3 separate regions of the Homo sapiens genome follow, and regions 2 and 3 are each linked to region 1. Evidence: chromatin loops called from intact Hi-C (ENCODE). Cell type or tissue: heart left ventricle. All regions are shown on one strand. Region 1 overlaps ADARB1 (adenosine deaminase RNA specific B1). Region 2 has its middle 24 kb from the start of PICSAR. Region 3 overlaps ITGB2 (integrin subunit beta 2).

What was found. A loop is a pair of places that touch in the nucleus more often than their neighbours do. Peaks named below come from ENCODE experiments on the same cell type or tissue, not always from the same donor. Only the 100,000 strongest peaks of a DNase experiment are listed, where the experiment ranks them.
Region 2: it touches region 1 in a loop (2.3-fold over the local background); 3 of 110 quality-filtered maps call a loop at or near these places.
Region 3: it touches region 1 in a loop (3-fold over the local background); 24 of 110 quality-filtered maps call a loop at or near these places.

The regions. Positions count from the first base shown.
Region 1 is chr21:45,125,756-45,133,755 of GRCh38, reverse strand. ADARB1 (adenosine deaminase RNA specific B1) reads right to left here. Exons shown (of 11, transcript NM_001112.4): 2 at 5,183-5,354. Among named protein-coding and RNA genes, the nearest start is that of ADARB1, 55 kb to the right of the region's middle. RefSeq lists an enhancer at 1-243. In heart left ventricle, CTCF peaks have their summits at 4,024 and 4,934 (motif pointing right); DNase peaks (open chromatin) are centred at 4,129 and 4,945; H3K4me3 peaks cover 686 bases; H3K27ac peaks cover 3,322 bases.
Region 2 is chr21:45,024,875-45,032,874 of GRCh38, reverse strand. No RefSeq gene overlaps it. Among named protein-coding and RNA genes, the nearest start is that of PICSAR, 24 kb to the right of the region's middle. RefSeq lists enhancers at 982-1,649, 3,962-4,461. In heart left ventricle, no CTCF peak of the experiment used is centred here; a DNase peak (open chromatin) is centred at 3,118; H3K4me3 peaks cover 484 bases; H3K27ac peaks cover 590 bases.
Region 3 is chr21:44,888,564-44,896,563 of GRCh38, reverse strand. It overlaps ITGB2 (integrin subunit beta 2), which reads left to right. Exons shown (of 16, transcript NM_000211.5): 9 at 1,504-1,593; 10 at 3,020-3,160; 11 at 4,568-4,755; 12 at 6,342-6,586; 13 at 7,069-7,288; 14 at 7,669-7,871. Among named protein-coding and RNA genes, the nearest start is that of PTTG1IP, 19 kb to the right of the region's middle. In heart left ventricle, a CTCF peak has its summit at 3,603 (motif pointing left); DNase peaks (open chromatin) are centred at 3,213, 3,583, 4,563, 5,933 and 3 weaker places.

The sequences.
Region 1 (8,000 bases):
GCACACACCCGGTGGGCGCACACACCACTGTCGAGCATACACCCATCGGTCGCACACACCGTCGGGCACACACCTCTTTCAGGTACACACCTGTCAGGTACAGGTAAGACAAATTCTTTTCTCAGTCAGTGCAGTGTTAGCATCCTGCCCCTGGGGTACACACCTTGTACACTCCCCTGCCTTGCAGGCGGGAGGAACTGTGAACATGATGGGATATAGTGTTACATAAGGCAAAGGTGAAGGGATTTTACAGATGCAATTAAGGCATCTCATCAGCTGACTGAGTTCATCAAAAGGGAGATTTTCCTGGGTGGGCCTGGCCTGATCAGGTAAACCCCTGAAGGATGAGAGAAGTCAGAGAGGAAAGGAAGAGGGGAGACCCTGCCTATACGCCTTGAGAGGCAAACTGCCATGCTGGGAAGAGGGCCACAGGGCAGGGGCTATGGGCAGTCTCCAGGAGCCAAGCGCCACAGGCCTATGGTCACAAGGAACTGAGCTCTGCCAAGAGCCAGTGGGCCTGAAGAGGACCCTCAGTCAGAAGCAACGGCAGCCCCTGCTCAATACAGGCACCTTAACTCCTGACACTTCAAGGAACAGAATCAGGGGCTCAGGCTTCTGAACAGAGGCTGACACCCCTTCGACAACTGTCCGATTCCACCAGGGAAACGAGCCAGGCTCACCAGGGCTTTGCGCCCAGAAGCACATGACTGTGAAAACTTGACAGATGAGCCGCCACCCAGCAGACAGGAAGGAAGGAAGACTGGAGGAGCTGGCAGGGAAACGCTGACTGTGGCTTTGGAAGATTGTCGGTATTTTCTTTTATGGTGTATTTTCTAATGTGCGCTCAAAGAAGCCCCTTCTCTTTCTTCTTCGTCTATCTCTAGCCCTAAATCCAGTAGACTCTGCTTTCAAAGCTGAAATAAAACACTCTCTAGGTAACATCTTACTCTCCTGAACTTTCAGAATTCAGGAACACTCATGCTAAGACACTTTACTCTTCCTGACAATGGAGTTTACTGCATAGGTTCAGTAAGAATTTGTCCTCCTTTTTACTTGGATGTAACCGGACAAAAAAAATGTGCCACCAACCCCACATCTGGAGTGTCACATCTGAAAGTGAATCCCTCACATCCCCTAAGCCCACCCACAGGAAGGATCTGTGCCCTGGGGAGCCAGTGCCCACCCAGCCCCCACAAGGTAGCAGGCCTGGTCCCTGTTCTATAACTTATGGGGGCCCAGAAAATTGTGAGGGCCTCAAGTTAAAGAAATTCAACATTTTTAAAAACTATGGGCAAAACCTGGTGTGGATACATTTCTTGGGTCTGGCTTCCTAGTTCCAGGGTAGAAGAACAAATAAAAGCAATCTTAAAACTCTCTGGAATGACAGAGGCTACTGGAAAAGCCATCTTAGTTCCTCACAAAGCTTCAGACAGAAATGAATCCTCTGACCTGGCCAGCTGCTCTCCCACTGCCGACCTTCCAATAGGACGCCACCTGAGCTGATGCGAATCAATCAGGCCCAACACCACACTGACAGCTTCCTGGTGACAGGGGTCATGCCAGAAAAGCACATTCAGAGACTTCTCGTTCTTGGCCAAATTTTTACTTTAAAATTTCAGTAATCTTTTGGAATATTTAGATACTAAAACATCACCTTTGCTCAGTTGGTTATTTTAGTCAATAAATTACTTTGAAGGAAGAAAAATGTCAAGTTTTTGTCACAATATCTGAGGATCCAGAATTAGCATCCTTACAATAATGTGCTTCATTCGAAGGCCCTCATTGGCCTGACCATCCACCCGGACTGCCCATCTCGAGAACCTCCACACAGAGAAGAGCCCCGCAGAGGCTTGCGGAGCTCTGCGCCAGGACACCGCCAGGCACCAGGACAGAGGTCAGCACACAGGACACCCCAGGGAGGGCACCTCCACGCTGTGTAAGCCTTGAATGACGGCTCTTTCCTTCTGGCCCCAAGAGCCCCTCTGAAAAGTGCCAGCCCCTAAAGACGCAGCTGCCTCTTGGCACTGGGCTCCATGCCCCTCCTCACTTCTCCTTTCAGTCAAGGCTTCGAGAGAACTTTAGTTCCTGACCAGTCGGTCAGGCGGCCACACCACACTGTGCACAGAGCAGGAGGCGGCAGCGATGCCCGGTGGTAGCAACAGGTAGCAACATGAGAAGTGGCGTAGGCATCATGGTGACATGGGCACTCCTAAACCTCCTGGAGGGAGCAGGGCCACCCCGGAAACAAGGAACTGTCCTGCACAAAAGGACTTCCATGCAGGTGGAAAGGCTGCTCATAATTCTCTAAGCCCAGCCCAGCTGAGTTTTGGATTGACACAATGCATTTTTCTATACTTTTAACATACACTCAATGTTCCAGAAATACAGAGACTACCTAGAGACAGGGAAGACTGAACACTGCTTCCTTCAGGTTTGACCATTTCAGAAAGTAATGCCACTCAGCTCTATTGCTTATGGTTTTCAGGTCACCAGCTCAGTACCTACCCCACATCTGCCTGCACTGACAGGCCCACACCACTCAGTGATCCGAGTGAAAGCAGCAGTGCCTAAATGTCCATACAGTGGCATAGAAAACTATTTTATTATGTATCTTCAGTTTCTCTTTATATTACATTTCAGCATGACACTGCTTTTTAACATTATATGGCTATAATTATATAAGGTAATATCTTCTGTGAACTTCATTTTAAAATAAAAAGATGAGTTAATAAATATTTGTTACAAAAAGAAGATGTGGTGTGGGGTGGCAATGAGAAAGACTGAGAAAGCTTTCCAGGCTTCAACAAGAGTCAAGGTTTCCCGAAGCCCTCCTCAGCAATTCCTCTTGCGCAGGGGAATTACTATAGGAATTCTATCTATTGTATCCCCCCAAGATGTTCCAGCCTCAGAAGATAATCTCATGTATAAAAACACAAGAAATAACTTCAGTCTTTTCAAGCAAAAAGAAAGGCAAAAACAGTGAGTCTGCCTGAAACTAAAAATAACTCCCCACAGCCCTGCAGTGCGACCTGTGGCTACACGGCACAGACAGCACTAAGGCAGGACCCGGGAGGGAGGCTCAGAGGGAAACCAGACAGTGCAGTGAGGCTGAGGACGGCCGTGCTTCCAAAGATGTTCCAGCCAAAATCTTTCATGTTTATTTATTTTTATTTAAACCACCCTGAAAAGGGAAAAGAATAACACGCCAAACTGTTTGCTGCCGAAATTAGCTCTTATTTTATGAAAGAAAGGAAATACACGATTTCTATTCGCAGCTAGCATTTAGTAACACAGAATCAGGAGGAGGAGATATGACTCATCATGTCGTAATATTTTATAATTTCCAGCTCTTCAGTTTTGCTTTCTCAGCACATGCTTTAGATATCTCCTTCTGGCCTGATTATTTTTTCTATGCTTTTAAGAACAATTTATTGGTGCAAAGGATTATAAATAATTCATTTCTCCAATGCACAGTTATATTATATAAAAATACTTGCTATTTCACATATATGGCATAATTAATGCAATGTTTTACTTCTGTGGCATGTTAAAAATAGGTAGTCACAAATCGACACTTAACTTAGCAATATTAAACCACAACGTCTCTTTCAGACTCATTCCAACTCTGGGATCCTCATTCTTTCAATAACCTCTGGTTACAGAGAAGCTGATTTCCTATCACTAATTAAGCTAGAAGAAGCGCTGTGGCTGAAAATAAAATCCCATCCCACAGCACAAGCCATGATAAAGGTGACCTGATTTTGACCTTCCCATACTTGGACTGCCTGTGTACCCCCCCAAAAAAAGCATCGGTTGAAGATAAAGCCTCCTTTAAAGGTCTCGCTAGGGAACCAGTTACCTGAAATTCCTGACATTTACAGACAGAAATGGCAAGCAGGACCTTTGCTGGCACAAACTCAAAACCCAGTAGTCAGACATGGGTGTGTCTCTACTCCCCAAAGACGGCGTCCCCCCTAGGCTCCCAGCCACTCTCATCCATCCACGCTCACGCCCTGGTGACCGCCCCCTACCTATGGCTCTGCACCAGCCACTCCCATCTGTCCACACTCACGCCCTGGTGACCGCTCCCTCCCCACAGCTCTGCATGCCATCCCGAACTCCCAGGCGGGAGCACGGCTGTGTCCAGTGAGCGGCTCACATGAGAGCTGCCAAGCGAGCGCCTGGTCCCTGCCATGCCCAGAGGGCATCTGAGGCCCAGTGGGCGCTCGTCAGTATCCACAGAGCAAATGGACACAGGAGCACACCTGCGTTCCTCCAGCCAGCAGCAGCCCTCTGACACCTTCTCTTTCCCCTCATCTCATCTGAACCCATGAAAAAGCTTCCCTGGAAATGTACAACTGGACTTCCTGAGTTAGTCACTCAGCTGCTCATAAGTAAATTAATCTGACACCATACTAATTTTACTGGGATTTTAGTATTTGTCACAACTTCTCTCAAAAGCAGACGCTGAATCATGAGATAGTCGCCAAAAATAAGTACTAAAGAAATGTTCTTCTTTTTTTTTTTGAGAAAGAGTCTTGCTCTGTCACCCAGGCTGGAATGCAACGGCATGATCTCAGCTCACTGCAGCCTCTGCCTCCCGGGTTCAAGCGATTCTCCTGCCTCAGTCTCCCGAGGCTGGGACTACAAGCGTGCACCATCACACCTGGCTAATTTTTGTATTTTTGGTAGAGATGGGGTTTCGTCACGTTGGCCAGGCTGGTCTCAAACTCCTGGCCTCAAGTAATCTGCCTGCCTCAGCCTCCCAATGTGCTGGGATTACAGGAAAATTTTCTTTTAATTACTCCTAAGAAAATAATAATTGATGGTAAAAGGCTTTCACCAAGTCTAGTGCCCGGCATGAAGCACTGACTCAATAAATGGTGAACTGACCCCAAAGAGGGCAGCAAGTGCCACACATGCCACTGGAGGGCAGCAGGTGCCACACATGCCACTGGAGGGCAGCAGGCACCACCCCAGAACAAGCAGGAGGGACTCATGGGTGAGCTAAGGCTGCAGTAAGATTAGAAATCAACCAACAGTAACAGATCATCTGTGCCGGGAAGTATTCAATAAAGCATCTTTCAAAGGCAAGCCAAAAGGCTTAATTAAGCGGTTTATATCAAGAAAAAGGCATTTCTACCAGTCAGATTTGATCAGATCTTTACAGGTTTTTACTCACCTTGAAATTTTTCTAGCTTTATGTCTGCTCTGATCCCAAGGCAGCTTCCTTCGGTGCGAGCGGACTGAGAGAGTATCTCAGCAGGACTGAAGTAAGCAGAACTCCGCGCTTGGCCAGTGTGTCTCCTTCAGTTGCCCCTTAAGCTCTCCATGCCAGCCTGAAAGGCTCCACTCTGTGTAACAGAGAGATTCGGTAACTTCACACTTGTTTGATTCAGTATCAAAAGCTTTGTCACCATTTCAGAAGTGAACTCTATAACAATAAATACTCTCCATGAAAAGTCTTCTAAATACAAATTTAAGTTATTTTAAATGTACTCTTCCGAATCTGTAAAGGGGATATGCGCAATCCATCACGTCTCCGTCCGTCTGCCTGCAGCAGGTAGAGGCACCTGTGACAGACGGAGGCAGATCGCTGCCAGCCCAACATCTCGGCATCAGCGGCACCAGGCCACACACTGAGGACTGGAGTCTCAGGCAGAATCTCACACGTACTCATCTTTTTTACAATTCAATATGCACACACCCCTACACATGCACACATGTGAATGTGAGTCCAGATACAGAGACGCACCATCCCTGCACGTGCTCTGCCCGGGTTTGGAAGCTACAGGCCACCTCTGCTTCTGAAGCAGAGGTTGTGAAACAGTATCTCCATCTAGTTTCTGCTCTGTGTGAAAGCGTTTTCAACCAGCAAGCCATTAGAGAAAATGTTTCAACATGCTAATATAATTATAAAACCTCAATATGGAGTATTAAAATTTTCTTCCTGAAAAGCAAACTGATATCCAAAAGAAGGGGAAGTCTGCAATGGGTTTCTCCATTGCAGAGTTCCAAAGAGAAGTCTCTGGGAGGTGTGTCCAGGGGTGAGCGGGTTTCTGAGTGGGAACCTGGAGGAAGGAGGTGAAGTGTGGGATAAGGTGCGCGTGAAAGTGGCTCGACTCTCGCTATGCAGACTTGGCCAGGCCATCACAATGCGTTCCTGCTGCCCCGGTCGCTGCTGCAGTCCTCAGAGGAGATTGGAGGCTACCTTCCAAACCTCCCACCTGTGACCAGCTGACATTCATCTACAACACACGTCAGCTCGTCTGCTGGGACAGACCTAAGACACAGAGACAAGCTCACCTGTGTCCTGCACTAGCACCATCAAGTCAAATGGGCTGTCACTGAAAATGCTCTATCAGCCTGGAATTACAGGTCACAGAGTCATCTTGTCCAGCACAGAGAATGAGGGCCACATGTCCAGAACTGTCCCCACTATCAATGACCCCCATCATCCCCACACCAGATTCAAGCTCCCAAATCACCCTCCCCAGCGGTCCCAATCACCACGCCTGGGTGGAGAGTGTCAAGAAGTGCAAGGACGTTGGCCTCTGACCTTCAGCGTTGCCTCCACTCAGTCCGAATCCAGCTCCACCACAGCCCCTCCCCAGTGGGCAGAGAGCAAGGGCCCCGAGTGAGCATGAGCTGAACAAGCTTCTCTGGAGATGGCACCTAGCCCCTCCCTCAATCCAAAGAGCCACAAAGAAGTAAAATCCATTCTAGAAGCTTTACACACCAAAAAGTCCACCGCCTAAACAGAGAAAGAAAAACACAGCAGAAAGGACATGAAACCAAGATTTACAGAACTGGGTTCTAGTGCCCACATCATGTCCCACCAACTCTGCAAGCCTGGCCAAGAAATCTGACCTCCCTGGGCCGTCTGCAGGATGGGAAACTGCATGGGAAGCCCAGCCACTTTGAGGAGGGAGCAGGTGATATGCAGAGTGGGTTTTGGAAGCTGCAAAGTCTAAACATCAAGTGTGAGAATGGTTGCCTCCCATTTGAGTACACTCATACCAACTGAGGTAAAACTGCCATACTTGCCAGGAGTATTGCAAGGGGTTTCAGGAAAAGCATGGCTTCCAGGAAAGAGGGGTCCAGGCCACCACCCTAGACCTCAGCCTTGCAGTCGTGTGACTTGAACAGTGACTCAGCCCCTTCCAGGCTTGCTCCTATGAGGACAGGACGAGGACACAAGGAACACCCGCCGCAGATGGTGCCGTGAGGATTAAATGGAGGAACAGATGTAGAGTGCTTGGCCCCGTGACTAAGATCACAGTAGGGGCGCAATAAAAGATGGTCAAAAACACCGGAGTCTTTTTGTCATGGAGGGAGTGGAGAGGAGCAGGTGACAGAGACAGCAGACAGCGGCTGAAAAAACAAAACAGTGGAGAGATGGAAGATCTGCACAACACAATTAACAAGCTGCATGGTGGTCACATGCAAGACGCTGCTCCTAACAGTGCATCACACATCAGCTCCTCAAGGACACATGAGCCACTTCTAAAAATAGACCATATCCCAGCCGTAAAGAAAATCTCAACATATTTCAGGTGGCTGAAATCAGACAGAGCTCATCCTCTGATCGTAATACCATGAGCCTAGAAATTAACAAGCCAAGTATAACTAGAAAGTCCCATATGTCTGAGAGTTCAGCAATACACTTCTAAATAATCCATAGACAAAAGAAAATAATCACAGGAGAAAACAGAAAACACTTAGAACTTAAAACTAGAAAAGATTATGTACAGAATTGTGTGGCACACAGATAAAGCAGTACATCAGAGGGACCTTTATAGCTCGGTGCTCAAGCTAGAATAGGAGTAAAAAAATTAAAGAGTGCCTACCTGAACAAGTCAGGGAGAGAAGAACAAAGTAAGCTCAAAGAAAACAGAAAAAGGGAACTAGTAAGAAATTCAACCTGTATTAATTACATATAACGGCAGGTACACAAAGATAAACATTGGTTCTTTGAAAAGACAATGCAGTGAACCAGT
Region 2 (8,000 bases), 100 kb after region 1:
CAGGCACCCGCTCTGTTCTCTGCCTGCAACTGGCCCAGAACCCACGGTGGGAAGGAGCTGAGACATGGGGGAGACACTGGCCGGCTTGAGCCAGGCACCCGCTCTGTTCTCTGCCTGCAACTGGCCCAGAACCCACGGTGGGAAGGAGCTGAGACCTGGTGCACCAGGCCCCAGGCTCCCGGACACATGGGGCCCATGTGCTACCCATGTCCATCACCCTGGGCACCAGGCGTCCTCCTGCACTGCCTTGGTTTGCCAGGACTCGGGGTGTGGAGGGACACACAGTGACACGGTGACTGAGGCTGGCGCTCTGCCCAGGAGACGTGGCGGAACCCCCTCGGCCTGGCCCCACGTGTTCCAAAGGTAGGGGTCCACACCAGCCATCGCGCCGGGCCGTGCGCACAGAAGCCATGTCCTCACCCGCCCGGCCCCGCCCCTGCCTGCCCGGCCCGTTTCCCAGCAGTTTTGTGTGCCTCCTTTCGAGCTGGAGCCCGCCTCCCCAAGACCAGCAGCAAGGGAGGCTCCAGGTGTGATTGGACAGCAGCACCTGGCACCTCGATGTCCTCCAGAGCAATTTCTGTGCGAGGTTGCAGCAGCCTTTGTGCCAGGTTGTGGATTTTTTCACAGTCTTTCCGTTCTTGTTATCAGGCATTCGTGTGTGAGAACCCCCTTCGTGGCCACCTCCGGCTCCGTTGCCAGGGTTCTAGCACAAGTGTCTCCATTTTGGTTCTGACAACTTTCACTCGGGGAAAAGCCAGCCCCCGTCTGTCACTGCAGGGGCCTGGGGCAAGGACAGGCAGTGAGGCGACGTTCCCCCAGAGCTGTGTGCACAGTGGCCGGGTTGCTCCAGCTCCTGGCAGGAGGGAGCCCGTCCTTGGAGCATCTCTCTTCTGCTATAAATACGTATTTGAGTTAGAAAATAAAACGCTTCCAACTGGGCGGCTGACCCTTCTGAGCTCAGAGCAGCCGCGTGGGGGTCCAGGCCTCCCCACCCCCCGCAGCCTGGCCGTGGCCTACTTTCCAAGCCAAAACGAAGTTCTGATGGAAAATGATTAACAAAGGAAGGATTTCTGCTTCTCTACTCCGGCTCCTGCTGGGTGGGGATGGTAATTGTGTGCCCTGTAAACTGTGGGGGAGCTCCGGGCAGGGGCCGATGAGCCCCCGCCCTGGCTGGAGCTGAGGGCACGGGTGGGTCACAGGGCTGGAGCCCTGCCTGCTGGGAAGGGCTCAGGTGCTTCTCTCCCTCCCTCTCTCCGTTCCTTCAGGTTCCACAGAGACCCTGGCCCCCAGCCTCTGACCCCGTCCTCTGAGGCTGTTCGGTTTGAGGTGGGAGAAGCCTGGTCTCATGCACCCCAACCTTCAGAGTCTCAGGCACCAGGAGCCCCAGATTCTTGGGTTCTTGCCCCTGGTGCTCAAGCGAGCTCCTTGCATACTTTAGAGAGTACTGAGGAGCCTGTGTGTCGGGGGCCCGGGCCCCAGAGGTTTAGGGGAACTGCTGTTTTCCTGTCTATCAGAAGTCTGGGGTCAGCCCCTCTTTACTCGGTACGCTCAGCCCCCATCTGGCGTCTCAGATATGTCTGCCTTATAGACAATTTCAAATAAGTTGTCCAATTTTAAATAAATGAGAGTGTTCGTGGCTTCCTTTTGCGTCTTTATGGATTTCCTGTGTTTTCCGCCATGAGTGTGGATTGTGTTCCACTGAAGGAGAAGGCGGTTTCCTGGCCCAGCACAGTCGCCTCCCCTGGGACCTCCCTGCAGGCCAGGCTGCCCCGGTGAGGTCTGCAGTTCCCTGGGAATGGCTTTGCACCCTGAGACCCTCGCAGCTGCCCCTGGTCTGCAGCACCCCGCCCTGCCCCCCCGCCCCTGGAACCCAGGACTTCCTTCTCCTCTCTCCAAACCTTCACGAACAGGAGGGGCTTCCAGGACACAAAGGGCTTTCAGGATCAGCGCGCCTATGCTGGGCATGGTGTGGCTGCACCAGCACCCCTGTGAGACGCTCAGAGACACACGGTCCCTCCAGGCCAGAATCCGATTCTGCATTTTCACAGGACTCAGTGACTCACACTTGCTGGAGCAGGAGAAGCAATGCCCTAAAAAGTTTCGGCAATTCACACATCAAAACTCTAGAGAGTTGTTGGAAGTGGGAAATGAACATTTGGGGAGAGGCTGAGATTTCAGCAAGACCTCTTGGGAACTTGCCCTTTGTAATTCTAAAGCGGCTTTGCTGGCTTCTGAATGTAAACTTGAATCGTGTGAGTTCTGATCCACTCATAACATTACCGTGCTTTATGTACTAAATGAAAGTGCAATTTGTTTGTACACTGATTACAGTTTTACCCGCTGAGTTGGCTCTTAGCTCATTTAAGCTGTTTCAAATGGAGCAGCAGCTGCCAAACCTGCAGAAATCCACCACTGATTAGCTATTGCCAATTGATGAGGAAGACAAAGACCCAGGAGGCCCACCTGCCGTGAGGGAGTTCCCCTGTGAGTCCAGGCCGGGGCTCTGTGGCCCCTGGAACCTCGGACTTCAGACGCCGGCCTGGGCTCCCACAGCGTCTGGTTTTCTCCATCAAAACTGCGCCTGGAGGGGTGAGGTGACCAGATGCAGGGGGTGGGGCAGGCGAGGAGGCGCCTGGCTAAACCCAGGTTGGGAGGAGCCTCTGCACAGCAAAGCCGGGGCTTCAGGACCCTTTGCTGGGACAGGTCCGGGAACCATCTGTGATTAGAGGGGCCCGTTTGGGAGTCGGGGGCCGAGGCCAAAAGGACACCCTGAATGCCACCTTTGTCCAGCAACAAGGTCTCATTAGTTCCATCTTCTGAGCTGTCACGCCGGCACCTTCCGCCTTTCCCGCGCCTCATTAGCCCCGAACAAAACCCACTGGTGGTGGGCTCAGCGGAGGCAGGGAGGCCACGGCCAGCTCTGCTCCACTCACTCAAGAGAGGGAGGAGGAGGCCTTGAGGCAGGGTCACGCTCGGTGACAAGGGGCTGCCTGTAGGCTTGTGCTTGAAGGATGAGAACTGCATCCTCCGTCAGGGACCAGACCCAGCCTGGTCTGAACCCAGCAGGCAGCAGGCAGAAGTGCTGTGCTGATTGGCCGTGGACGCTGGCTTAAGTCACTGACAGCGGAAATCAGCGCAGCCCTGGAGCGTAGCTGAGCACAGCTGCAGAAGAGCAGGGAAGCTCCAGGCTGCACCCTGGAGAAGGCCAGCAGCTTTCTCCCTCCAGATCCTGGGCCTGGCCACCCTGTCGCTGGCCAAAGGGGAGCAGCGCTCTCTGGGGCCCATGGTCAGAGTCCCCAGGCATGGCCAGCTCTAGGGGAAAATGGAAGATGGGAGGTCTCAGAGGCCACTGAGCCCCCTGAGGGAGCTCCAGGCTTGTTGAGCTTCTGTTGCGATTCGGAGGCAGCCAGATACAGCCCTGAGTGAAGCCCCGCTTGCCTCCAGCACCCCAGGACTGTCTCCACCCAGCACAGGCCACAGCCCTGCAGAGGACCCAGCTCAATGGACCCCTCTGGAGTGGGCTGAATGGTGACCCCTCAAGATGTCCACACCGTAACCCTGGAACCTGTCAATGTGGCTTATTTGGAAATAGGGTTTTTGCAGAGGTCATTATGTTAAGGATTTTTTTTTTTTTTTTTGAGACGGAGTTTCACTCTTGTTGCCCAGGCTAGAGTGCAGTGGCGCGATCTCAGCTCACTGCAACCTCTGCCTCCCGGGTTCAAGTGATTCTCCTGCCTCAGCCTCCCGAGTAGCTGGGACTACAGGCACACGCCACCATACCTGGCTAATTTTTGTATTTTTAGTAGAGATAGGGCTTTGCCATGTTGGCCAGGCTGGTCTCATACTCCTGACCTCAGGTGATCCGTCTGCCTCAGCCTCCCACAGTGCTGGGATTACAGGCAGGAGCCACCACGCCAGCCTGTTAAGGATCTTGGGATGAGGGTGCCCTAGATCCAATGACAAGTCTTATGAGAGACTAAGAGGCAGGAATGGGGATAGTGTGGCCACAAGCCAAGGAGCCCCAGGCACCTCCAGAAGCCAGAAGAGGCAGGCGGCCCCTCCACAGGACCCTGTGACCCCCAGACAGACGGTCCCTCCGCAGGACCCTGTGACCCCCAGACAGACGGTCCCTCTGCAGGACGCTGTGACCCCCAGACAGACGGTCACTCCTCAGGACGCTGTGACCCCCAGACAGACGGTCCCTCCGCAGGACGCTGTGACCCCCAGACAGACGGTCACTCCGCAGGACGCTGTGACCCCCAGACAGACGGTCCCTCCTCAGGACCCTGTGACCCCCAGACAGACGGTCCCTCCGCAGGACGCTGTGACCCCCAGACAGACGGTCACTCCGCAGGACGCTGTGACCCCCAGACAGACGGTCACTCCGCAGGACGCTGTGACCCCCAGACAGACGGTCCCTCCGCAGGACGCTGTGACCCCCAGACAGACGGTCACTCCGCAGGACGCTGTGACCCCCAGACAGACGGTCCCTCCTCAGGACCCTGTGACCCCCAGACAGACGGTCCCTCCGCAGGACGCTGTGACCCCCAGACAGACGGTCACTCCGCAGGACGCTGTGACCCCCAGACAGACGGTCACTCCTCAGGACCCTGTGACCCCCAGACGGTCCCTCCGCAGGACGCTGTGACCCCCAGACAGACGGTCCCTCCGCAGGACGCTGTGACCCCCAGACAGACGGTCCCTCCGCAGGACCCTGTGACCCCCAGACAGACGGTCCCTCCTCAGGACCCTGTGACCCCCAGACAGACGGTCCCTCCGCAGGACGCTGTGACCCCCAGACAGACGGTCACTCCTCAGGACCCTATGGCCCCCAGGGGCTTCTGGGGCCCAGGGGGAGCAGGGCCTTGCTTGGGGGTTCACATTCTGCACAGAGGGGATGCAACCGGCTGCCTAGGGAGACAGGGTCAGGACCCAGAGCTGAGTGTAGGCTGGGGAGCACCCAGGAGTACAGGGGGCTCTGGCCCACCCAGCTCAACTCTTCCCCTCTCCTCAGGGGGCAAGGACCCTCCACAAAGATGAGGTGAGGTGTTGACACAGTATTAGGGGCACATATCTTAATGGATAGGTATCCCAGGTAAGTTCCTAGAATAGGGATTTTTTTATCTACAAGCAAATCTTAACCCCTGGGCGTTTCAGCAAAGGCCCTGCCTGAGCCCCTCTCCTCATCCACATGCCCTCCTGGGTGTGGGGTACCTGTCGTTGGCGGTGCTCAGGGGATTCCGGTGTACATGCCTGGGGAGGCCCCAGGTCCCGAAAGCCAGGGCCACACTGCCTGGGGATCTTGTGGCCCCTGTGGACTCAGGGCCCATGTGTGCAGGGAGGAGGCACTCTCCCCACGTGCTCCATTGCCAGGGCTGATCCCTCGGCCCGAGACCCTGCTTGGTGGGGAGGCCCCAGCTCAGTACTCCTGCCCCTGTGTCTGTGTGACCCTCTGTCCGTCCTGAGAGTCTCTGCACATCTGGTCTGGTTTGACTTTAACCTGAATGCCCAGCCTCCCTGCTGTGTCCACAGCCCTTTCCAGAAGGACCCGCTCTCTCGGCACCCAGCCCGGAGCACCTCCTCACTGCCTGGTCCCTGCCTTGTGACAGGACGAGTTCACCACCCCTCCCCCAGCTGCAGGACAGACGTTAGATGCAGTGGCTTGGGGGGTCTGCTGGATGAAACCTCACGTTTCCTCCAAGAGCTGCCTATTTATTGTGCAGGCCCCATCCATGGCAAAACATCCTCCAGTCCTCTGGCCACTCCCTCCTTACAAATGAGCTTGAGGAGAAATCTGCAAGGTCACGGCCTCCTGGCTCCACCATCACAGAGACCCTGCCTGGGCTGGACCTGTGGTGGGGTCAGAGGATTCTTCTACCGAAACTCGAAGAAAGCCAAGGCCCGGCGTGGCCGCCAGATGGCCACCCCGTCCCCACTCCCTCTGGAAGACGCTGTCAGCTCTTCCATCTCTCTGAGACTGTCTGAAAGGCGTTCAGTGAAATACAGGTGCCTCCCATGGGCACGTCTCACGCTGTCCTCTCCCCTGCAGGAATGACCATATCCACTCCAGAGGCCCTGATGACCTGTGCGCTGTCACCCAGCCACAGCGCAGGCCAGACTCCAGTGCCATGTCCCCTGCGCAATGTCTGTTTCTTTCTGCAGCAAGTGTAGCCCCAACATCCTCATGGCTTAAATGTAGAGCCAGTGCCTCACTGTGGCCCAGCGGTCCCTGTGCCCAGCAGGGAAAACCTTCCAGGGCGCACGAAGCCCATAACAGGAGCTGTGCGGCCTCAACTCCCCTCAAGACCTAGAGCTTGGCCCTCCCAAAGGCGGCTGCCTGGACCCAGTGGAGCCTGTGCAGCCGGTGTCCAGGCTATGACGGCACCTTCGGGACTTTGGGGCTGCACAGTCAGGTTTCTCCTGAGTCCTTGAGCTAAAAATATCCCTGCTGAAATTTATAACAAAATCCAACTGTGCTCTGCACATTTTCTAGAAGCCCTCCCCGCCAATACACAGCTCCGCAAGGCAAAACCGCTGCTCCAGCATCTCTCCCAGTGACGCTGGGGCACAACGTCACTCGGTGTCCTACAACCCGGCCAGTGCTCATGCACCCCTCACGTTGCTCCAGGTGCCATCAACGAACAAGGCTGTCCCCAGCCTCCTGAACTAGCCTCCGAGGGGCTGGAGGCCTGCGCAGGCCATGGATGGTGGCAGACAATGGCGGCCCAGCACAGCTCCCCGCAGGGAGAGAGGACCTCAGGTCTTGGCTTGGCCACCAGTCTGCCCACTGCCTGGGCTTTTCCTTCAGTTCCGTGTGTTTGTCTCCAGGCTGAGCTAATGGTCCCCCGTCCCATCCTCCGTTTGTTAAGGACTTGGGCCATCCAGAAACGATGGATTCTAACTCCAACAATACAATTATACTCTGGCTAGTGGGATGGAAGTAAAAGTGGTCTAGGCCTCACTAGTAATGTCCTAACAGGGAGAAGGAGGTATACCTCCTTTTCATTTACCTCTCTACGGTTGGCTGGAAGACAAGCATGATGGCTGGCACATGGGCGGCCATCCTAGACTAGGAGTTAGCAACCACATATTGAGGACGACTGCACAGCAGGATAAGAGGGTGGAGCCCCTGATCCCAGCCCTGGTGTGTTGACATTCTATCTAGAAATGGACACTCTATCTTTTTAAGCCCCTTTCATTTCTTTTTCTTGTCTTTCCTGTGACCCTTTCCTAGGCCTTGTACAGTGTGGACTAGAATGATGACAGTGGGCACCCTGCCTTGCTCCTGATCTTAAGGGGAATGCTTCTAATGGGGAAAAGAGTCCCTATTTAACAAATGGTGCTGGGAGAACTGGCTAGCCATATGCAGAAAATTGAAACTGGATCCTTTCCTTACACCATATACAAAAATTAACTTGAGATGGATTAAAGACTTACATGTAAAACCCAAAACTATAAAAACCCTAGAAGAAAATCTAGGCGATGCCATTCAGGACATAGGCACAGGCAAAGATTTCATGATGAAAATGCCAAAAGCAATGGCAACAAAAGAAAAAAATTGACAAATGGGATCTAACTAAAGAGCTTCTGCACAACAAAAGACACTATCATCAGAGTGAAAAGACAACTTACAGAAGGGGAGAAAATTTTTGCAATCTATCCATCTGACAAATGTCTAATATCCAGAGTCTAAAAGGAACTTATACAAATTTATGAGAAAAAACAAAACAATCCCATTAAAAAGTGGGCAAAGGACATGAAGAGATGCTTCTCAAAAGAAGACATACATGCGGGGCCAACAAACACACACAAAAAAAGCTCAACATCACTGATCATTAGAGAAATCAAAACCACAACGAGATACCATCTGACACCAGTCAGAATGGCTATTACTAAAAAGTCAAAAAACAACAGATGCTGATGAGGTTGTGGAGAAATAGGAACGCTTTTACACTGTTGGTGGGGTGTAAATTAGTTCAACCATTGTGGAAGACAGTGTG
Region 3 (8,000 bases), 240 kb after region 1:
GAGCTCCATGGAAGGGACTGGGCCCATGCAGGGCAGTCATGGGAGGGTTTGGGCGGGGAGGTGACCCGACCATCTGCTCCGTGTTCCTGGAAGGTGAAATGATGCCGCAATCTTCCATGAAAGAAGCTGAGCATGTGTGAGCATGGGGGAGGCTGGCTGCGCCCCTGTGCATCTGGCCGGCCAGAACCGATGTCACCGGGCTGTTTAACACCCATGGAAACTCAGTAGAGTGCCAAGAGCCGATGGCTTCCTGGTGATTTTACTGTGATCCACCCTCGTGGGGCTACTTCCGCCTACCATCTGTGTGGTGGTAGGAATTCCCTACCTGTGTGGTGGAAATTCTGGCCAACACTGGCCACCATGCACGTCCTCCCAACCCAGTGATATTGCGAGCTTGAAATCCACCAGGCAGGATCACTCACACCACAGGCAGGAGTACTCACACCACAGGCGGGAGCAGTCACACCGCAGGCAGGATCACTCACACTGCAGGCGGGATCACTCACACCGCAGGCGGGAGCACTCACACCGCAGGCGGGATCACTCACACCGCAGGCAGGAGGACTCACACGGGCAGGCCTGGACAATGCTGCAGCTCAGGGCTTTGCTTTCTTTTCTTATCCTCATGATGCAACAGTAATTTTTTTTTTATTTTTTATTTATTTTATTTTATTTTATTTATTTTTTTATTTCATTTCATTTCATTTCATTTCATTTCATTTTATTTTATTGAGACAGAGTTTTGCTCTTGTTGCCCAGGCTGGAGTGCCATGGTGTGATCTCAGCTCATTGCGACCTCCGCCTCCTGGGTTCTCCTGCCTCAGTCTCCTGAGTAGCTGGGCTTACAGGTGCCCACCACCACGCCCAGCTAATTTTTGTATTTTTAGTAGAGACGGGGTTTCACCATGTTGGCCAGGCTGGTCTCAAACTCCTGACCTCAGTGATCCACCCACTTTGGCCTCCCAAAGTGCTGGGATCACAGGCGTGAGCCATCATGCCTGGCCTGGGTTTTTTTTGTTTTGTTTTGTTTTTTTGAGACAAGGTCTTGCTCTGTCGCCCAGGCTGGAGTGCAGTGGTGCGATCTCAGCTCACTGCAACCTCCACCTCCTGGGTTTAAGTGATCCTCCTGCCTCAGCCTCCCGAGTATCTGGTACTACAGGCATGTGACGCCACACCACTCTAATATTTGTACTTTTTGTAGAGATGGGGTCTTCTTATGTTGCCCAGGCTGGTCCTGAACTCCTGGGCTCAGGCAATCTTCCCACATCGGCCTCCCGAGTACTGGTATTCCAGGCGTGGCCCCTGGGCAGCTCAGGGCTTTTTACCCCCAAGAACCTCTTACCACACATCACTGACCACACACTCTGGGGACCAAGTGCAAAACTGCGTTGAGGACCGTCCCAGCCATTTTGCAGGTGCAGAAGCCCCTGGGGTGAGCCCAGTGCGTGGAGATGCCGTGGCACAGGTCCTAGCCGTGCCATGTCTGGTCTTCTTGCCCAACAGAAACTCACCGAGATCATCCCCAAGTCAGCCGTGGGGGAGCTGTCTGAGGACTCCAGCAATGTGGTCCATCTCATTAAGAATGCTTACAATGTGAGTCTCCCGCACCACTCAGCTGGGACCCATGGGGTGGCCAGCAATCTCCCCACTGCAGGTCAGCTCCTGCTGCAGGTCAGCAGGAGGGTGGTCTGGGAGGAAAGCCCCTGCCCCGTGGGCCAGCTGCAGCCTCCCGACCTGCCCTCAGGCCTCCAGGACACCCTGGCCCGGCACTTCCACGGGGAGCTCTGGGTCCTCTCTCGTTGATGTTGTGGGCGATGCTCCCTGAAACCTGAGCTCCGGACTCTTCATTCCAGACTCTTCTCTGCGGGTCTCTATGGAGAAGGGAGGTGGACAGCTCTGGTGGCAAACAGTGCAGCTGGGGCAGGAGGAGGCCACAGGAAACCCCCACAGTGGACTTGGGCCCTGGGAAGACACCCTGGGGGGTGGAATTCCTCTTGCTCTGTTCACCTGTCCTGGGCAAGCTCCAGAGAAGCCCTTAACCCCTGAATTTCTCCCTGGTGCACGGCCCATCGAGCTGCACCCTGGGCTGCTCCCCTGGGGAGCCCATGGCCCTGGTGGGCATAGGTAGGCATAGGTGCGCACTAGGTGCCATTCAGGGCCCCAGGCACCAGAGGTCCCGACTGCTCTGGAAATCTACCCCCAGGTGAGAGATGTTCTCAGAATTCTGGCCTGGATCCTTCTAGGCCAAAGGTCCTGCTGGCTTGAGGGAGCTCAGCACGTTAGCGCCTCCGACAAACGTTGGGTCATTGAATTAAACTGAAGGCCCGTGGAGGAGGTGCCATTTGCTTCTCGTAGCCTCCCGTGAGCCCCAAACCCCCAGAGCAGACCCTCCTGGGTGCCAGCCACTGCCCGAGGTGTTTCTGTCCTTACACAGAGGATGCAGGTGACGCCACTGCCCTGGCCATTCACCCGATGCCCCTATGAACCTGTCCCTCTGCCTCCTCTCAATTTCCGTCTGTCTCTCAGTCTTTGTCTCTCTTTCTCTGTCTCTCTCTGTCTGTCTCTCTCTGTCTCTGCCCCATCTCTGTCTGTCTCTGTCTCTGCCTCTCTCTGTTTCTCTCCATCTCTCTGTCTCTGGCTCTGGCTCTGCCCATCTCTGTCTGTCTCTGCCTCTCTCTGTTTCTCCCCATCTCTCTTATCGCTTGAACAATTTATGCAGCTCCTGCCCTGTGCTAGGTCCTGGGGACTCAAGGCTGAGGAGCAGCAGAAGCTCCCACCCCTGAGGCTCACACCCTGGCTCCATGCTAGTCCCTGTGGTCAGGCTGTCTCGAGGGCAGGACTGTGGCCCTGGCAGCCCTGCCATCCTCAGCACATCCTGCTGTGCTCTCCTCTGTGTCATTAGCTGACACTGGGGACTTGCACTGAGAGGAGAAGTGGAGACGGGTCTAAACCGCTGGGCCAGGCAGGGCCAGGACAACAGAAACACTCGCCCCCAAGAGTAACCGCTCTCTGCCCGCAGAAACTCTCCTCCAGGGTCTTCCTGGATCACAACGCCCTCCCCGACACCCTGAAAGTCACCTACGACTCCTTCTGCAGCAATGGAGTGACGCACAGGAACCAGCCCAGAGGTGACTGTGATGGCGTGCAGATCAATGTCCCGGTGAGCCTGGCCACAAGGGTCCCCATCCCAGCTTGCTGAGGGGCTCTGGGGACAGCCAGAAGGAGCCAGGGTCCCCATCCCAGCACACTGAGGGGTCCTGGGGACAGCCAGAAGGAGCCAGGGTCCCCATCCCAGCACTCTGACGGGGGCAGGGAGGGGCACACAGGCATCAGAGGCTGTCTGGGAGCAGGCAGCATCCACTGGAAGGACCCTGTTTCTTTCCTTCACATCCTCTCTGCCGAGGCCAGACGCTTTCCTTGTGAAGCTGATGTCAGGAACGTCAGTGAGAGGGTGCCGAGAGGGTGCTTCTCAGTGAGAGGGTGCTGGGAGGGTTCTTCACACACGCCTTGGCCCCCAAGAGTCCTACTCATCAACCTGGAGCCCAAATCCCTGGGTCAGGCCACTGCAGACTGAGGGATGGAGTGATGGCTGCGCCCCCTGGGGGCAGACGCCGGACACACAGAACAGGCGCAAACGGCAAACCTGGGTAGGGTTAGTTGTCATGATTTTCTGCGTGTTTCATTCTGTTTTTTTGACAGAAACATTAAGGCATGGGCCACACAGGTGGTTAGGAATGGACACTGAGTTCCTTCTCTAATCTTTCAGGTTTAAGTTTATTATCCAATCATTTGTTGTTTCTTTTTGTTTTTTGTTTTTTGTTTTTTTTTTTGCTAGCTGTGAAATAATATTCAGCAAGACACTTGCTTTCATTGCATTTTCTTAATATGACTTTGGAATTCCTTCAAACATGTTTCTTGGTAAATGTTGCCTGTGGATTTTTTTTTTTTTTTTTTTTTTTGAGATGGAGTTTCGCTCTGTCGCCCAGGCTGGAGTGCACTGGTGCGATCTTGGCTCACTACAATCCAAGTGATTCTCCTGACTCAGCCTCCTGAGTAGCTGGGACTACAGGCGTGTGCCACCACGCTCGGCTAATTTTTGTATTTTTAGTAGAGACAGAGTTTCGCCATGTTGGCCAGGCTGGTCTCAAACTCTTGCCCTCAGATGATCTACCCGCCTCGGCCTCCCACAGTGCTGGGATTACAGGCGTGAGCCGCGGCGCCCAGCTGTCCCATGGATTCTCACCAGAACGTTTCCCTCATGTTGGGTGGTCTGAGTGGGAGTGTGCTCAGCTTCTCCTGATTTGCTGTCTGCGTGTCACATGTCTCTGCTGATGTGTGGCCGGGGAGATCCTGGTGCCGGCCAGTGCGGGAGTGCGGGCAGAGCACCTCCTTGCCGGCTGACTTTGGCTCTCGGATCTGAGCATCAGCTCTTCCTGCTCCTGGTCACCCCTTCCTCCCCACGCTGAACCCCCCAGGACCCCTGCAGAGGCCAGGAGGTGAGGGTTGGGAGCTGGGCTGCCACCCTGGCCACCGAGGGTCCCCACCTGAGCCCAGCACTGCCCTGCAGATCACCTTCCAGGTGAAGGTCACGGCCACAGAGTGCATCCAGGAGCAGTCGTTTGTCATCCGGGCGCTGGGCTTCACGGACATAGTGACCGTGCAGGTTCTTCCCCAGTGTGAGTGCCGGTGCCGGGACCAGAGCAGAGACCGCAGCCTCTGCCATGGCAAGGGCTTCTTGGAGTGCGGCATCTGCAGGTGAGGCGGGCGCAGGTCCCTGTTGAACCATCCCCGAGCCCCACCCCACAGGGCAGGTGTCGGCAGGTGAGGTGGGTGCAGGTGGCTCCATCCCTTCCCCCACCCCACGGAGCAGGCATCCTGGGGGCCCCCTTCTGCAGGAGGTGGGGAGATTTGGGATTGGAACCCAGAACCCCTCGGCAAGCCCTCACCCGTGCTCCTGAGCCAGGGCACCAGCAATGCCAGCCTGTACTCTACACTCTCTGGCCATGGAGGACCCAAGGCAGGGGACTTGTGGGCAGGAGGACCCCCTCACCAGAGGATGGAGGCCCATCTCAGGGGCACAAGGAGTCCCCGCTGGGCGTGCCCATGGCCTTGAGTGGGTCACTTTCTCTGCCCGACCTTCCTTGACCCTAGGAGCTGGCTTCTCTCTGACCTTGGGGACCCAAGGCCATCAGGCTGGCAGCCCTGGGGCATGGGTGGCTAGAGAGCCTCCTGGGACAGGTGATGGCTTCTGGGAGCCTGGGCCCCATAGGCCACCTCTTGGGCGTGCACACCCCCTGCCAGGCGTGGGCACCCCACCTCAGGGAGAAGTGGGGGACAGGTGGACCCAGTGGGGAGGTTCACATGGCACTCAGCCAGGCGGCCTGCCCGGGGGCTGGATGGCTGTCCCCCTTTCCTTGCTTGCCTGGCCAGAGCTGCTAGGCTGACCTCCCAGGACTCTGCCCCCTTTGCTCTGGTCACCTCCTCCCCTGTCCTGACCGCAGTGCCAATCCACGTCCTGGTGGCAGTGCCCTTCCTCACCTTCAGGTCCCTGCTGCCCCCAGCCTCCTCCCATATCTCAGGACAATGATGGTCTCTGTGGTCTTGGTGGTCTCTGTTGCTGTCCTCGTGCCTCAGTGGCCACCCCGCCCACTGTCCTGGGTGTGCAGCCCTGGGGCGGCCTCTTCACGGGACTGTAGGGGTGACTCAGTCGGAACACTTGGCAGGTGTCGGGGGGTGCCCTGCCACAGGTACTCAGACACTCGGTCCTGCAGCTTCCTCCTCTGGGGAGCAGGAGAGCCCGTGGCAGTGCCGTCTCTGAGGATGCCTCAGGGTGTGTGTGGCTCCTGCCTGCCAGCGGCTTGATGCCAGCTTCCACATCTGTAAAAACCCCTTGTCCCTGCATTCTCCCACAACCTGGCCTGTCAGTGCACGAACGCAGGAGGGAGGGCGGGGCTGTGGCAGGAGGCAGTGCCGAGTCCCCACTGGCCACCATGTGGGGCACGCAGGAGCAGACACCAGCCACTCACAGAGCACCGGTATCGCAGCACAGGCCATGTGCATGGCTGCAACACAGCTCCACAGTGAGCCTGCCGAGCCACTGCATGCGCAGGCCAAGGCCAGGTGTCTGCTTTCCCCTCGGGACATCCTGGGGAGGGAACGCGGGGCCCCTGCACGTTTTGAGCACATTTAGTCCGTGGCAAGTGCTCAGTAGGCCTCGAGGAAAGCAAAATGTGCCATAGGGGTGTTCTCCACCAAGGGCAAGGGGCCTGGAGGACAGGGCGGCTGTCCCTTGTCCCACATCACTGGGGGGAGCCTGACCTTGGGGCCCCTCCTGTCCCCAGGTGTGACACTGGCTACATTGGGAAAAACTGTGAGTGCCAGACACAGGGCCGGAGCAGCCAGGAGCTGGAAGGAAGCTGCCGGAAGGACAACAACTCCATCATCTGCTCAGGGCTGGGGGACTGTGTCTGCGGGCAGTGCCTGTGCCACACCAGCGACGTCCCCGGCAAGCTGATATACGGGCAGTACTGCGAGTGTGACACCATCAACTGTGAGCGCTACAACGGCCAGGTCTGCGGCGGCCCGGGTGAGCCCGTGGGTCCCTGCTGGACAACGGCCGTCCTGCGGCACAGACTTGGTGTTGGGGGGTGCGTTCTGGACCATTCAACGAGTGGAACAGAAAGGGGGGATCCTGAGGACAGACAGTGCAAGTCTCGCCCAGCCACCGGGCGTCAGCAGGAACTTGGATGGCCCTGCACCCCGCCCTGCCTCAGTTTCTGTGTCCATGAGGACAAGGCGTCCTTGTGGGGAGGGCCCACAGGAGGAACGGTCATAGCCCTATTGAGGTCCCATTCACAGCAGGGCAGGGGAGGTCCAGACTGGCCAGGAGGCGGCCACGTGGCTGGCGGGGGCAGAAGGGCCTGGCTAGTGGCCCCATGCCTTTTGCTCAGGAACATCCCCCAGGCTGGAGGAGGCAGGCGGGCCGGAGGGAGCAACCGCAGTGGGGTTTCGGGCGGGTCTCGGTTCCCAGGCCAAGCAGGAGCTTAGCCGTGCTGCCCCGTCTTCCAGGGAGGGGGCTCTGCTTCTGCGGGAAGTGCCGCTGCCACCCGGGCTTTGAGGGCTCAGCGTGCCAGTGCGAGAGGACCACTGAGGGCTGCCTGAACCCGCGGCGTGTTGAGTGTAGTGGTCGTGGCCGGTGCCGCTGCAACGTATGCGAGTGCCATTCAGGCTACCAGCTGCCTCTGTGCCAGGAGTGCCCCGGCTGCCCCTCACCCTGTGGCAAGTACATGTGAGTGCAGGCGGAGCAGGCAGGGCGGGCAGGGATCCCCACTCCCCGGCCACCTACCCAGCAGCCGGGCTCACTCGGGGACCCCAGTGAGCACCTCTGCACCGCGGGGTTCTCTGCGGGTGCGTCTGGACTGAGGGGCCCTCCGCGGCCGCCGTGCCCCTGTGTCCCTCCTCCCTCCTGTGCGCACCTGCCGCGGGCCCTGGGATCAGGCTTCCAGTTCACCCGCTGCACCCGCATCTGCCCCACTTGGGCCCCCTCCTTGGCCTGAGGGCGCCCCAACCCCACCTGCCCCCCCTGGTGGACACACACCCAAGCCCGAGCCCCCGTTGCCGGAGCCCCCGCACACCCTGGCACCGATGCTCACACCTGGCTCCCCGCAGCTCCTGCGCCGAGTGCCTGAAGTTCGAAAAGGGCCCCTTTGGGAAGAACTGCAGCGCGGCGTGTCCGGGCCTGCAGCTGTCGAACAACCCCGTGAAGGGCAGGACCTGCAAGGAGAGGGACTCAGAGGGCTGCTGGGTGGCCTACACGCTGGAGCAGCAGGACGGGATGGACCGCTACCTCATCTATGTGGATGAGAGCCGAGGTGAGGCCGCTGGGGTGCAGCGGGGACCGGCTCCAGAGCTCCGGCTGCGGGGTCTCCGCAGAGGCGAGGGTGGTGCGGAAGGAGGATCTCACCTCCAGTGTTGTGGGCCCAGCAGGGTGGATGAGCCAT